2 separate regions of the Mus musculus genome follow, and region 2 is linked to region 1. A link is a loop called in an ENCODE intact Hi-C map of the cell type or tissue named here. Cell type or tissue: heart. All regions are shown on one strand.

Evidence for each region. Peaks named below come from ENCODE experiments on the same cell type or tissue, not always from the same donor. Only the 100,000 strongest peaks of a DNase experiment are listed, where the experiment ranks them.
Region 2: it touches region 1 in a loop (2.8-fold over the local background); 4 of 42 quality-filtered maps call a loop at or near these places.

Annotation. Positions count from the first base shown.
Region 1 is chr5:35,275,337-35,283,336 of GRCm38, forward strand. It overlaps Adra2c (adrenergic receptor, alpha 2c), which reads left to right and starts at 3,230. Exons shown (of 1, transcript NM_007418.3): 1 at 3,230-6,427. The coding sequence starts at 4,550. The coding sequence ends at 5,926. In heart, a CTCF peak has its summit at 3,633 (motif pointing right); no DNase peak of the experiment used is centred here; H3K4me3 peaks cover 2,699 bases; H3K27ac peaks cover 870 bases; H3K27me3 peaks cover 8,000 bases.
Region 2 is chr5:35,186,201-35,194,200 of GRCm38, forward strand. No RefSeq gene overlaps it. Among named protein-coding and RNA genes, the nearest start is that of Gm31601, 29 kb to the left of the region's middle. In heart, no CTCF peak of the experiment used is centred here; a DNase peak (open chromatin) is centred at 3,091; H3K27ac peaks cover 489 bases; H3K27me3 peaks cover 1,834 bases.

The DNA of each region.
Region 1 (8,000 bases):
TTGAGGCTGCACACAGCTAAGGATACAGTGACAGACAGGAGCTAGACCCCCAGCCGGGCAGTGCCAAGGCACACAGTGGGTACCCGGCAAGAGACGCTGACCCTCTGTTTTCTATTACACCCCATGCCAATCCCAGCCAGTCCCTGAAGAGGGCTTCGCCAGCTCTGTTGGAACGCTGTGTTGCCAAATCGATGATCAATATGCAATGGATTCAGTCTGCAGGCTGGGGCGCCAAGAGCCAGCCCGGCTGCCGGATCCTTGCCACGTTCTGACAAGACAGATCAGTCTTTGGAATTCTTCAGGGAGGGGCAGAGAGGGAAACAAGCCTTGGTTTTCCCTTGGCTCATCTTTAAAAATGAGATCGCACATAAACATAGGGAAAAATCCTCAGCTCCATTTCAAATAAAAAGGGCATCCTCTTAGACTTGAGACAAGAAATCCAGCTCTATTTCCCTGACCCTGTCACCAGCTAGAGCTAAGTAAAATGGAAGAGCTCTGTGAGCCTGGCTCTCCTCAGCAGCTCCAGGCACCAGCCAAAGGCAAAGCTGGGCAGGCCAGATGCGACACTCCCTCAGGGAGAGGGAGAATGGAAGAGCCAGCACGGATATTAGAGACAGTGGTGCAATGTGTTCATTTCACAGACAGGAAAACTGAGGCCTGAGAATGAGGAGGGTCACTCAGCTGCCAAGAAGCAAGGAAGGACATGATCAGGAGCTTAAATTCACACTTGATGGCTCTGCTCACTTCTGAATCAAGATGTGAGTGGTTGCACAAACAACATATGTGTGTGGACATTTATGCTTATATGTGCATATATGCTTGCCTTGTGTGTGACTATGTGCAAACTCATGTGGGTGTACATGCACATATGTGTATACATGCATGCCTTTGACTGGAATCTTCCAGGTGCAGATACACATACGCATGTGTTTGGGTATATACACAGCTACACTGGAAAGTATCTGAAGGGATGAATGTACATACGTGGCATGCACATGCAAGTGGTGTGTAAGTGGTATATAATCATACATATATGTATGAACAGGTGCACATGTATACACACATGTGAATGTAAGTGCATCTTCATGAACATCCGTGTGTTCAGGCAATGGGTCTGTGTGTGCACACTTGAATAAGCATATCCATGTGCATGAGCCCATGAGGGAGTGAGGTGCATGTGTTCACGCATACCTGTGAGTACACCAGGGTGATTCAAGGAGCCCAGCTCCCGTCAGCCCATGTCACGGCTGCTTTGCAGCATGCGCACTGCTCCCAGGATTCACACAGACATGCAACCAGATCCTGTGGTAGAGGCCTGGCAGGGAATTGAGAGCCTAGGACCCAACATCCAGGCACTATGCAACCCTGGCTGGACCAACCCCGCACTTCTAGGCACCAGTATACCCACCACTCTGAATACCCAGGCTGCTTCACTTCACATGGATTTCCTTCTGAAATATACCAGGACCTTCCCAGAATGCCCTCACATAGTAGGTACAAACACCCAGTGTGGCCTGCCACCAACTACTCTTGAACACACAGTCTGTAGGGGCACACATTGTTTCCTGCCACAGAACAACCAGAAGCAGACTGTTGGGGCTAATTGGCTATCTCTGGGCAAAGAGGCTAGTTCAGCCTCTTCGTAAGTTCCTGCCACCCCAGGGGGTCTCACCAGCTGCCCTCAAATGAGCAGACTCTTTAACTCTCACTTCTGGCTGCTGACTCCAGAGTGGCTTCCTCTCAGTTATGCCGGGAGGTATGGTCAGCATCCCTACAGCATGTAGCCATCATCCCCAAGAGCCTAGGTCACTCAGTAGCGAGCCCTGCAGATGCCCTTGCAGGCTTCCCTTGCAGGGCTCCCAGGGCATCCCTTTGCCTAGGCAGGCATCACTTGGAAACGTGAGGCTGTGTGCAGTCAGGGCTTGGGCTAGACTACCTGTTGTCCCCTCAGCTTCTCATATGACAGCATCTCTGACTCAGGCAGGTCCACAATGCTGCCTGCAAGGGGAGAAGCCATCTCTCCAACAGTACCCGACCAGTGCCCACTTGCCCTTCCCCTCATCGTCCTCAGGCTCCCACATCCTCAGAACTAAACCAGCCTCTTCGGGGGGCACTCTCACCAAAGAAGCATCCCATCTGAAGGAGTACCCACATTCCTAAAGAGCACTCTGTCTTAGGGACCATCCACACACTGGGGACTACCTCAGTCCCTAGGGAGCATGGTCCACAAAGCTTTTTCCTAATAACTCCTCCATATCCAAAGGTGATACATGCTGTCACCTCCTCCTTTGCTTCTAGGCTGGGTTGGGGGTAGGGATGGGGGGTGGGGAAGTTCCAGGGCTTTGATGGCACTCAGTGTGGGGGTGAATATCCAGACACAAACACCATAAGGCCAGACCTCCTCTTCCTCCAATATACTGATGTTGGAGTCATCTGGGGGCTTCTATACAAACCAACTGAAGTTGTTTTGATCAGTGGCCCTTGTTGGGGCCTCTGGGTAAGAAGGACTTGTTAAAAAACCTTGGCGGTTCTTCCTCATAGTTCACATTCTCAGGTGACAGCACATGGCACTTTGCAAGCCCTGAGTTAGAAAGTGCCCAGGACAGGCATCAAGAAGTGTGTCCTGCACGGGCACAGTACTCAAGACAGGCCCATGGTCTGAAATGTTTGTCGTCTGCCTAATCCTAGTTGGACACCCCTGCCCTGAGGGTAGGTCCTGTGGGTCCTCTAGGGCTGCAGTGCCCACAAGGAGGTTGCACTATCCTCAAGGACTGCAGGGAGAAGCAGCCACCAGAGCAGGGACAAGTCCAGATGCCACAGGTCATGGCTCCAAGGTCCTCAGAATGACTTTCTGATGAGGCCTTCTGCCAGTGGATTGCCAACTCCCCTCCCTTTCCGGTCTATCTGACCTGTGTAATGAGGTCCTGGCCAGCCTTGGTGGAGAGAATGGTACTCCTTTAGTTCTAGCAGGGAAACGCTAGGTCTGGAAAGTCCAATTTATTCTCTTGGCCACATCCTCCCTGCAGACCTGGGGCTGCCTGGAGGCAGAGACCAGTGCCTCAACTCAACTCAGGCCACACGTGACAGAACCTCTGTGAAACTGACACGAGATCTCCCCAACATTTGATTTGCTCGCCCTCTCTTAAACCTACTCCCACAAAATCACGCTGCATGGGGCAGGTCAGTTTTGAGTTTGTCAAAAGCGCAGGTCTGGAGCGTCCCCTCCAGCTGTGAAAAGCGGGATCACACAGCATTAAGATTCAACTTCAACAATTGCCAACATGGGTATAGAGCTTGGGAGCTTGATCTGGGCCTCGACTGACACCGTGGTTATGATTCACGATCCCGCAGCGCTGAGAGGTACTCAGAGGAGGGAACTGAGGCTGACTGAGGAGGTGGCTCTGCAGGGGAGCAGGGACCCTAAGCTCCAAAGGAATGATGCGCACCAGCAGTGTCTCTGCCATGCTGCTACAAGCGCACTCTCCAATCAGGCCGCGGACCCCGAGCCAGCCCCTTACGAGCCGGTGTGCGCGCCCGCGCGCGCTCCGTCGCCTGTAACCGAGTGAGGTGGAGACTACGATCTTAGAAAGAGCAGGCTTCTAGAACTCACCGCTCAGGCCAGCCCGCGCTCAGCCGGGCCCCGCAGGCTGCAGTTGGCCCTGGAGGGGGCGCCCTCGCCGAGTGCGCGCCCTGCGCCGCCGCCTAGGGCTCCTCCCCGGCGCCGCCGGCAGGTTCGCCCAGGCGGCCGCGGGCTCCGGCTCCCGGCCCGCTCCCCCCGGGCCCGCGGCTCGGGCCTGCGGGGCGCCCCGCCCCGCCCCGCTGCGCCCTCCCCGCTGCGCTACTGGACTCAAGTTGGAAGCCGAGCCCGGGCGACAGCACTTGCGCCAAGCGCTCCGCGGCGGCGGAGACGCTGCACCGGCGAGCGGGGAGGGCGAGGCGGCGCCCGCACGGCCGAACGCGGACCTTGGGGGGCGCCCGCACTCGGGAGCAGCAGGAGGACCGCGGGTGTCGGCGCCCAGCCCCGCAAAGTAAAGTTGCAGGGACCCGGAAGAACGGCAACCTGCGCCCCGGCTCGCTTAGCCCCAGCCAGCCCGTTGGGAAGCAGAGTGTCCGGGCCGCCGCCTGCAGCCTGCAGCCCAGTCGGGCACCCGGACCGTGGAGCCGCTTGCGTGCACCAGCTTGGACACCGCATCTCCGTGGGCTGGCGGCCGGGACGCTCCCACTGAACCCAGGCCGAGGGCGGGGCCGCTCGAGGACCCGGGACCTACCCCCATTCCCCCCCACCGCCGCGTCGCCGCGCTCTCTGGGCACCTCCAGCTCTGCACTTACGCGCGCGGCAGCTGCGGGGAGCCCGGCAGCCACGCTCTCCGGCGCGCCGCCCGCCCGCCGGGCCACCACGGCCGAGAGCCGGCTGCGGGGCTTCGTGGCCCCCAGCCGGCGCGCCGGAGGAGCAGGCGGCGATGCGGACGCCGACCCTGGCTGTGGGGCGCCCGAGCTGCCGAGGCTGCGCCCGGGCTCCTGGCAGGACCGCGTAGCTCTCGGGAGGACCATGGCGTCCCCAGCGCTGGCCGCGGCGCTGGCGGCGGCGGCGGCTGAGGGCCCCAACGGGAGCGACGCGGGCGAATGGGGTAGCGGCGGGGGTGCCAACGCCTCGGGGACCGACTGGGTGCCACCGCCGGGCCAGTACTCCGCAGGTGCTGTGGCGGGGTTGGCAGCTGTGGTGGGTTTCCTCATCGTTTTCACCGTGGTAGGCAATGTGCTCGTGGTGATCGCTGTGTTGACCAGCCGAGCACTGCGCGCCCCGCAGAACCTCTTCCTGGTGTCTCTGGCCTCAGCTGACATCCTGGTGGCCACACTGGTCATGCCCTTTTCTCTGGCCAATGAGCTCATGGCCTACTGGTACTTCGGGCAAGTGTGGTGTGGTGTATACCTGGCACTGGACGTGCTCTTCTGCACCTCGTCCATCGTGCACCTGTGTGCCATTAGTCTGGACCGCTACTGGTCGGTGACGCAAGCGGTAGAGTACAACCTGAAGCGCACGCCGCGCCGTGTCAAGGCCACCATCGTGGCCGTGTGGCTCATCTCCGCTGTCATCTCCTTCCCGCCTCTCGTCTCGTTCTACCGCCGGCCCGACGGCGCCGCCTATCCGCAGTGCGGCCTCAACGATGAGACCTGGTACATCTTGTCCTCCTGCATAGGCTCCTTCTTCGCGCCCTGCCTCATCATGGGCCTGGTCTATGCGCGCATCTACCGCGTGGCCAAGCTGCGCACGCGTACGCTCAGCGAGAAACGCGGCCCCGCCGGCCCCGACGGCGCGTCCCCGACCACAGAGAATGGGCTGGGCAAGGCAGCGGGGGAGAACGGGCATTGCGCGCCCCCGCGCACTGAAGTGGAGCCGGATGAGAGCAGTGCGGCCGAGAGGCGGAGGCGCCGGGGCGCGCTGCGCAGAGGAGGACGGCGGCGAGAGGGTGCTGAGGGGGACACGGGCAGTGCGGACGGACCGGGACCGGGACTGGCAGCCGAGCAGGGTGCTCGGACGGCGTCTCGGTCCCCAGGCCCCGGAGGGCGCCTGTCGCGGGCCAGCTCGCGCTCCGTCGAGTTCTTCCTGTCGCGTCGGCGCCGGGCGCGCAGCAGTGTGTGCCGCCGCAAGGTGGCCCAGGCACGCGAGAAGCGCTTCACCTTCGTGTTGGCGGTGGTCATGGGCGTGTTCGTACTGTGCTGGTTCCCCTTCTTCTTCAGCTACAGCCTGTATGGCATCTGCCGTGAGGCCTGCCAGTTGCCAGAACCGCTCTTTAAGTTTTTCTTCTGGATCGGCTACTGCAACAGTTCGCTCAACCCGGTCATCTACACTGTCTTCAATCAGGACTTCAGGCGCTCTTTCAAGCATATCCTCTTTCGAAGGAGGAGAAGGGGCTTCAGGCAATGACCCTCTGGCCTCCTGGACCTGGACCCACTGACGTCCTGGACAGCTCTGAACTCGGGTAGACAGAGAGACCAACAGTGTGGTCTCTCCAGAGTCCCAGGGTGGACTTCAGGGCACAGTGTGGGATGTGGCAGACAGGAGCTGGGCGAGAGACAACTGGGCCTTGGGGAGTGGGGAGGAGAAAGGGAGACCTTTGCCTTCCCATCTCAGCGAGGGGCTGTAGCTAGGTTGTGGATCCAGTTCCTGAGAAGGCTTCTGTGGAGTGTGGCTGTGAACTTAGGGCTTTAGAGCTCAGACAACTAAACCACACCAAGAAAGGAGCACACCACCCCCTTCTCGGTCTTCCCTGTGAGCAAGGGCTGACTTCCTATGACCTGAAAAAGGCATCTGTCTGGGGGAGGAGAGATAGCACAGGCAATCTCTGGTTACTGAGATTGTTTGCCAAATACAATGACAGCCAAAACAACCAAACCATTTTTTTTTAAATAAACCTTTGTAATCTAAGTGTCAGGTGCATTGGTCAGTTCTTAAGCCAGGGTGTCAGAGAACTCTCCAGATCTTCCCCTGAGCTCCCCATACCCCCAACAGGCACACACTAAGGTATAGAGTGCTCTGAAAGCTGAATTCTAACTGCCTTTCTTTCATGAGGAAGAAAGGGGTTAAAGCGGGTAAAGGATTTGGGTATATGTAAAGTATATACTCGGACTTCTTTTCTTCAAGTGGTTATGAGGCAAAGGAATGGAGGGCCTCAAGCCGATTCCAGACTTAGATTCGGCGAGGAGGGGTGTCTCCTCCCCACATTCCGTCCCTCCAGGGCCCCAGACATCTGCACTCAGAGCCTAGTGTAGTTCTGGCATACAACGTGCTCTTCCGGTTGCCTTTTGAAGTGGGCAAGGTGGGATGAGACCCAAGAAGTCTACCCCACAGATGGGGTGGACTTGTGGCCAGGTGGCTTTGCTTAGTTGCTAGGTGGCCAGGCTGATCTGGACAGTCCCCAGGTATTGCTTCTGAAACGAAGCCAAGGTCACTGTGGCCCAGAGCAAAGAGAACCTGTTGACGAGCAGGGGAAGGTCCAGACCCCCACCCCCAGGACTTCTCCCCAGTGCTGCCCACTCTACCTTTTCTCAGCCCCGGCATAAAACACTTCTGAGGACCGTCCTATCTCCAAGTCAGGACCCACTGAACTCTAGTAGCCCGCTGTGGTCACTCCCGGAAGGCCCCAGGGTAGGTTGGGAGGAAAGTTATGAGTAGGACCTGCGGTGGGAGAGTGGCCTCAACACCTCTGACCCAGCTCACTGCAGTTGGGTGGGTTGTAGGGATCTTGCCAGGATACCTGCAGTGATTGCCTAGCTTGTGTCTCTCTTGGGTCCCCAACCCCATTAGTCCTGCTCTCCCCAAGCCCCTGTCCCTGAGTCAGACACCAGAGCAGTCCTTTCTCCTTTCTAGCCTGAACTGCCAAAGCTGTCTTTTGGGACACAAGGACACACACACACACACACACACACACACACACACACACACACCCTACCCCACAATACATACATACACATACACACACACACACACACCACAAGAGGAGAGAGAGAGAGAGAGAGAGAGAGAGAGAGAGAGAGAGAGAGAGGGAGAGAGGGAAAGAGAGAGAGAGAGCGCTCTTCAACCACTGTGGATCTCACAGTGTCCCTGCAGTGTCAGACTCCACCATCACTTCAGGTGGTGAAAGGCTTACTTTATGTTTGGCTTAGGCCCAGATGGGGAAACTGAGTCTGGAGTGGTGAGAGGACAGAATATGCTGGCTAAGCTGGATCCGGGAGATCTCAGCTGTCTCTGGTCCTATTATGAGGGAACTTTGCCAATATGGTCCAAAGGCACGGTCAAGGGCCTGGGGGTGATACATAGGGAATGGCACAGTTGATCCTACTAGGGAAAAGATGGTGGGATTCTCCTATGTGCTTATAGAAAGGTCTTCTGGGCCCAGGGCCTCAGAATTGCCACTGTTGGAATCTGCATCTCAGAGCACCCAGAATAGAGCCCAGATAACCAATGAAATAGGGAGGCAGTTCTCATCCTTCTGTAACTG
Region 2 (8,000 bases), 89 kb before region 1:
CCCCTGCCCCTTACTTCCTCCTGCCACCTCCTTTCTCTCCTGCTGGAGTGCAAGGCACCTTTCCTCCTGCCTCAGGCTCTGGCAGCTTTGTGGGGGTGGGGTGGGGGTGGGGGGCGCTGCTTTCATTATTGGTTAGTGCTGAGAAGCAAGAAGCAGGTGCGCATGCCTGGATCTGCACAGGTGTGCACAGTGGGTGGCCATCTGTATGTATGATGGTGTTGTGGGACCACAGAGACACACATCTGCAAATATGCATAGTCATGTACACACATACCAGGGGTGTGTGTGTGTGTGTGTGTGTGTGTGTGAGAGAGAGAGAGAGAGAGAGAGAGAGATAGAGAGAGAAGACTCCCAGAGTGTATATTTGGGGCACTTCCATTAGCCAGCCTCAACCAGCTCTTGCTCCATTTCCAAGGGCATTTAGCTTTCCCTGTATGCTGCTGGGTTTTTGCTCATTAGCTCTGGTCAGCTCTCTCTGCTCCTTTTGGAACAAATAGAGAAATTCTCCTATCAAACTGCCTGACACCATGGTCCTTAGCAGTTCCCAAGCCCTGTCCCTGCCCCTCTGTCCATTTGCGCTCTCTCTCTCTCTCTCTCCCCGCCCCCTCCAACCAGAGTGTGTAGCGGGGAGAACCTTGTACCATCTCTTCTCCCTGCCTGCCTCATTACTCTCTGTCTTCCTCAAAGGCTGCTCTGTCCTTCCCGAGCTGTCTGAGCTCCTGCTGGACCACCCTCCACTTTCACCCCACATCTGTAGACTTTCCATTTCTTTCTGCCTTCTAGGCTTAGGGGTGCTGTCCCTCTTGTTGGACCCCTTTGTCATCGTTAGCTTTGTTAGCTTATCACAGTCTAGAGCAGTGGCTGTCAACCTTCCTAACATTGTGACCCTTTAACACAGTTCTTGTTGTGGTTACCCCCAACAATAACATTATTTTCAAAACTGTAATTTTGCTACTGTTATGGATCATAATGTAAATGTCTGTGTTTTCTGATGGCCTTAGGTGACCCCTGTGAAAGGGTCACTCAACCCCTAAAGGGTCATCTGAGAGAAAAGCCTGGATTGAGGAATTGTCTAGATTAGATTGGCTTGTGGGCATGTGTATGGGATTATCTTTACAATTAAACAGATGGTTAATAGGTGTAGAATGCCCCAGACCACCGTGGGTGTCACCAGTCTCTGGGCTGGTGGTCTCTGGTTGTAGAAGGAAGCTACCTAAGCATGCATCTGGGAACAGCCAGCAGCAGTGTTCTCCAGTGTTCCTGCCACACTTCCCTGACTGTGAGTGAGCTCCTGCCCTGACTGCCCTTAGTGATTACTGTGACCTGGAAGTGTAAGCTAAATAAAGCCTTTCCTCCCACAAGTGCTTTTGGTCATGATATCTGTTAGAGCGACAGAATGACACTTCTGTCAGCTACCCCAATTACTCCTCTATAACCTTCCATCTTTGACCCCAACCTTCCTTTTCTCCCTATCTCTGCCATCCTAGTTCACAGAGCCCCTCTGGTTCCTTCTCCGCCCTGACCCTGCTGCCTTCAGGTCTTGTTGTCTGTCAGCTCCATCTCTGTCAAGTAGCCCATAGGCCCACATTTGCCCTTCTGACCTGACCCATTCCTCCGCTTAGATATGTGGATCCTTCCCAATGTATGTGGGGGCAGTCCTGGCTCTCTGTGCCTCCTCGGGGCACCTGCATCCCAGCTTCATGCCCCTCAGAAGCTTCTGCCCTCTCTCCAAAGCATTTGCTCTCCCATATCATCCTTCTATGCTGTACTCTACCCTTCGTTCTGCACACATCCATCCTTCTGTTCTTTCTTTGTTCTAACCTGTATTCTGCTGCTGGGGAAACACTCCCTTAGCCAGTTCCCTTCAAATGAGAAACAGACCCCTTTGTGAGCAGAGACCTAGGGAAAGAGGAGGAGTTGTGAGTCATTCCAGAAATCACCTCTGCTGTTGATTCCCTAAGGCTGGAGACCCAGGACTGGAAGTCCCAGAACTGCGTGCATGCAACCTGTCTTCCCAGAGGGTTGGGTCCACACAGTACTTCTGAGGACGCTCTCTAGACCTTACTTCCTTGGGAAACTCACAGTCACTTTCTCATTCCGTTGTACTCCCCCACCACCTAGGTACACACCCTGAAAGAGAAGCCAGGTTGGGAGCTGGGCTGAGAGACAGAAACTTGTCATTCAGACAGAACCAGGACCATGACTTAGAGCAACCTCCTGGGAACCTGACCCAGTCTTCCACACAGTCAGGCTTGCCACAGCCAGCCCCAGGGCCAAGCCAGAACTCTGCAGCATCGTTCAACATCTGCAGATGCTGCACTTTTGTCTCTGCCTCCCACCTGGGCAGACAGAGAAGCCAAACTGCCTCCAATCTGTCACTCGGACATTAACCTGGAGGTGACACCTCAGTTTGTACAGGCTGGTGGCCTCCACCAGGCCCACTCAAGCATGTGTCTCTCTCTGCTCTGCTCCTCGGCCTGAGGCTCTGTGGCAATGCAGACCACAGTCACTGTTGTTTCATTGATGGTAACGCTTTGATTTGATTTCCAAGCTTGCATCTTCCACTTCTAGTCAAAGGAGGCTCAACTATGTATTACTTTTTGTTTGTTTGTTTGTTCTGTCTCTAGTCATACTATGGGTTCTGTTGAAGCCTGTGACCTGAGGCATGCATGTGGAAAGAAGCCAGTAAAAGAGCAGAGGGGACCCAGCAGAGTGGGGACCAACTGATGCTGGAATTGGGGCCCTGATATGAGTGGTAAAGGGGGGGGTCACAATCCCTTCCATAACACCTGGTAAGTGCAGCTCGTCTGGTCTGAACCTTCACCCCACTGGGAGGTGGGGAGAAACAAAGTCGCTGAGACCAGTTGGAACCTGCTTGCTTGACTCTGTGCAGCCACACTGCTCCCTGCTGTATTTATCCCCAGACTCTCCAGGGCTGCTGGAAGGGAGACTGAGGCTTCCTTCTGGGGACCTCTAGCCACAGTAGCGTCTCTCAGGGCTGCTCTGCTCAGCCAGGCTGTTGGCCTTGGCTCCCTTCCCTGTCCCTTCATTGTTGGCAGGGCCTTAGCATGCTTCTGGGTCATCACGAGCCTCTGAGTAGCTGAGCCTCCTTTTCCTTGACAAATGCACTTGGCAAGCTGCCCTGAGCGCCGGGCCCCAAGCGATGCCTGTGGCATAAATGTCCCAGCACTGTGCAGGCTGCTCGCCTACATTATTTCACCCTGTCCCCAACTTTCCTTCTGCAGAGGAGCAACCAACCCTCAGAGCAGGGAAGAGCCCCAACCTCATCCCAGCATTTTCATGGGTAGAAACACTGAGACCAGTGTGGCTTCCCCAGCGTGACATTTGTCTGTGTCCTCACGCTGTCACCCTTGGAGGCCAACCTGGTGACTATAGTTCAGTAATGTACTTAGTCCCTTGGTGTCTACGGGGAAGAGTTCCAGGACTCTGCAGATGGCAAAATTTGTAAGCACTCAGGCCTCTTAAAAAACACAAGCTGGGCAATGGCGGCGCTCGCCTTTAATCTCAGCACTCAGGGGAGATGCAGGGGCATCTCTGTGAGTTCAAGGAAGGCCTGGTCTACAGAGGGAATTCCAGGGCTACATAGAGAAACTCTGTCTCAAAAACCAAAACCAAACCAAAAATAAAAGCCCACCAAAACAAAACAAAACAAAAAACCAAAACAATGCTAGGCATCCTCCTGTCATAGATTTAGACTATCTCTGGGTGTTACTTAGTGTGGCCTCCATTAGAAGCACACTAACAAAAAACAGTGAAGCAGTCTACATGCTCAGTGCAGAAGTGAGTTTCCTCTCAGGTACTTTCTACCCAGGGTGGGTTGACCCCATGGTGTGGACCCTGCAGGTATAGAGAGTCAGTTGAATCTTATGTTCCAAAGTTGCCAGGAGAGTGACTTTCAAATGTCCTGACCCAAAAGTGAGAGGTCTGGGAGGTGACACATATGCTAATTAGCTTGATGAGCACATCCCAAACACCAGATCCATACACTCACGCATCATTCACAATTGTCATTTGTCAGTTTAAAGTTTGCAAAAAAAAAAAAAAAAAAAAGTATCTTTATCAACGTGCTTCCCTCACTGGCGGATTCCAAGCAGAGCCGGTTCAATTGCAATTGCTCAGAAGATGTGCTTAAATCTGCAGCCTCAAACTCAGGAAAACAGAATGATTGCCGATGACATCAAGTTGACATGAGGTTAGAGCAAGGGTGGGGCCCTCATCCAGTGACTGGTGTCTTCCTGAGAAGAGAGGACATAGAAACACCAAAGAGGTCTCTGTGACAATGCTGGCAGAGCCTGGAGTGGTACAGTCACTCAGTGGTAGAGGATCCGTCCCCAGGACCTGCGAGGAGAGAGAGCTGTGGACTCTTTGATCTTGAAAGAAGGTGGAATGTGAGAATAGTTTCTCCCTCTCTTTATCTCTCTCTCTCCCTCCCTGCCTTACCTACTGTCACCCCTCCATACCTCTCCCTCGTCCTCCTTCCCTCCCTCCTCTTCCTTTCTTTTCTTTTTTTTTCTTCCAAACAGGTCTCGTGTAGCCCAAGCTAGTCAAATTCTCTGTGTAGCTGAGGATGCCCTTGAGCTCATAGAAGACATCAACGAAAGGGACACCTCCAAGAAGCTGTTGGTGCCCCTGAGAAGGTGAAGGGAGGTCCTGGGTGCCTACAAAGCCCTTCTGCCCAAATGTCAAAGGTCAGACATGGAAACACAGCACTGCCATAATCGTGCCGTCACCTGAAAACCACGGTCCCCAGATGAGTCCTTGCGCTTTCTTCTGCTTACCTAAGCAGCAGTATGGGGTTACATCACCACATGGTGAACAGGAGCAGCTGAAGGGCAAGCGAGAGTAGGACTGCTCCTGCAGCGTGGGGAACTCAAGCATACATCCCATGAGTTACGGAAAGGGCATGGCCCTGATGTCTTAGGACCTTCTTGAGCTGATGTCCTGGGCTGAGGAGGAAGCTTGTATCCAGCTGTGCCTTGTAGATCGTCAGCCAGGGCAAGCTTTGGAACCTGCTGGGCTTGGGCACAAACTCATCAGCTCTGAGTCCAGGCTTCAGTGGCAGAAAGCAGTTTTGTCGGCCGTCCATCTCTTCTGTAGCAGTGCTCTCTGTCCCTGCCATCATTGTGGGGGACAGCCTGGGAGGCTTGGGGAACTGAAATCCCAACAGAGCAAACTGCCTTGCCAGTGCTCAGAGACTCAGAGTGAGGACCACTTTCTTTTCTTTCCCCTTTGCTCATTTGTGTTGAGACAGGTCTCAGTCTGTGGATGGCTGGTCTGAAACTCACGGCAACCTTTCTGCCTCAACTGGGATTATAGCCATCAGGTGCCACGCTCAGCTTGAAGACTTCAAGGTCCTCTTTCTCATTTGCCTTGTGGCTGAGGCCTCCCCACGCACAGCTGGAGAGGGGTCTTTGGGTATGTACCTTTACCCCTAAGCAAGTGCATCTTGGTGGCCGACAATACTGAAGAGCTGGGTGGTGCACTTGGGGTCACGCAACACCCTAGGGTGGGGTCTTGGTGAAAATTAGGGAGGCAGAGCCCACTCACCATTGTCCTCCTTGTCTTTCTGTTCTGCCCTCCAGGTGGGCAGGGGAATGGCTGCCCATTAGACCTCCGGTCACTCCCATGAATGGCTGTCATTGGTTTAGGGAGATGTCAATCATTGTCCTTTTGGGAGTTTCCCATCCGAAAGTGGTTCCCACCCAGCTTTTCAATGAGGCAGGAACAGAAAGCATTAGAGAGCTTGAGTGGTTAAACAATCTGAGACTTGATGACCCATGTATTATGAGGTAGGCTTCAAACTTAAAACCGAGGATTTGGAAAAATGTCTAAAACTCAATGTTGATGTAATTCAGTATGGGAGTATCAGACATCAGAGATGGCATCAGCCCAAAGATCAGAGACCAGGCTGACCAGAAATAAGATGGGGTTTGTTCTCCCTTCCCCACCCCAGGCAGTGCAGGGAGGGGCTTGGAAGCTCTCCCTGCTTCTGAGGGTGTTAGAAGCAATGCATAGGGAGTGGCCAGACCCCAGAAGCAAAGCAGACAAGTTTATCCAAATTCAAGCTGATGAGTACAGAAACAAAAAGCCCAGAGGAAGCAATAATGAAAGCCCAGAACTGGTTCTTTGAAAACGTTTTCTAAACCTAACAAGGTTCTTGAAAACACAGTCAAGAAGAGGGCACAGGATGGAACAAAGACTGTCAGGAAACAGCAATGGGGCCTTGGTAGGTCAGTGTTGGGCTTCCCAACAGGAAGGGCAGCATCTCAACGGCCAGCCGAGAAGTCTCTTTCTTTTTCTTCCCTACAAGGGCTGCTGATGCTGAGGTGTGGGGAAATCCTCTAAAAGAGGCCAGATTTGACTAAAAAATAGAACCTAGCAAACGCACAAATGCACAGGAGGAACAGAAGCCCATGGCAGGGAGAGGGTGAGGGCATACTCGGTGCTCTTGTTTGCTGGAAAATTCTCCAAACAACAACAGCAGTGTGGGTGTGGACAGTCCCTGAAGTCATCATCCCTGGACAAGGTTATCCCTGGATAAGGTTATAACCTGGATGGTTATTCCTGAGCATAATTACTCTAAGGGCGTCCTGGAATGGGCTTGTTATGCCTGGGCTGCCCCTCTCTGGGCCTGCACCTTCCTGTTCTCTTAGGTAGTGTTTCTAAGGATCACCCTCTAGTCTCTCTCCTCCTAAGATCACTCCACAACTGACAGAGGCTCCTCCTTCCTGTGGCCGATAGAATGTGGATGAGAGCAGAGACATCCCAGGCCCTGGAAAGGGACATCCACTCACGTTAGTTTTTCTGTGAATATGAAGCAAGCTGGGGGCAGCACCCTGGGGATCCTGGACATGAACCCCTCTGTCCAGATGGATAGCTCAGGTCAGCAGCCTCATCAGCATGCAAGGCCTCGAGAGCCTGTTGTGCAGCCTGTGCACAGAGATCTGATTTCAATCTCATTACTAAGGACTTCAGCTTTCCTGTAAGCATTGGTTATTACCCAGGAATACATGCCCAAGTGAAGAAAAATGATGAAATCCACTGTCTGCCAGACACATCTGCTGGGCAAGGGAGGAGGAAACATCCACCAAGTCTAGGCTCCCCACAGGCTCTGACAGCAGACAGACCTGAGCAGCAGACCCTAGCAGGTATCTGTGCCTCCATAACTAAGGAAACGACAAATAATACATCCTGATGAGCTGCAACACTGAGGTTGCTGGAGGAAGGCTGGCTCAGGCAGGGTTTAGAGGGGAAAGTCAATGTCAAATCTCAAGATGCCCTGGCATCTACCATGGTTGATCGCAAGTAAGTTCTCCTCCACCTACACCCATCTATTCCATGGAACATATGTCCAGTCACCTATCATCCAGCTACCCCTGACTCAGTTAGTCACCCAACAGTCATCCATGCATAAGTCTACCATGTATCTTTCCATCCATCCTACACACCCCTTACCCATCCACCCATCATCCATCCACCCATCCATCATCATCCATCTATCCACCCACCCACCCATCCATCCATCCATTTACCCATCATCCATCCATCCACCCATCCATCATCATCCATCCATCTCTCCATCCATCATCATCCATCCATCCATTTACCCATCATCCATCTACCCACACACTCATCCACCCATCATCTACCTGTCCACCAAGTACTCACCCACTCACCCATACACATCTATGATTGACACATACACCTACCTATCCCTCTATTCATACACCTATCATTCATGATTCAATCCATCCCACTGACCCATCATCCATCCACCTTTCTTCCACTAATGTCAATATCTGTCAGTTGACACACTCATTATCAAGCTCTTCCACCCATCTTGTAATTCCTATTCCTCCTCCTCCTCCTCCTCCTCTTCCTCCTCCTCCTTTTCCTCCTCCTCCTCCTCTTCACCCACCCACTTGTTTATTTAAGGCTGGGTTCAGTTGGCTGTCCTTGCTTGGCTAGGTTACTCAGGT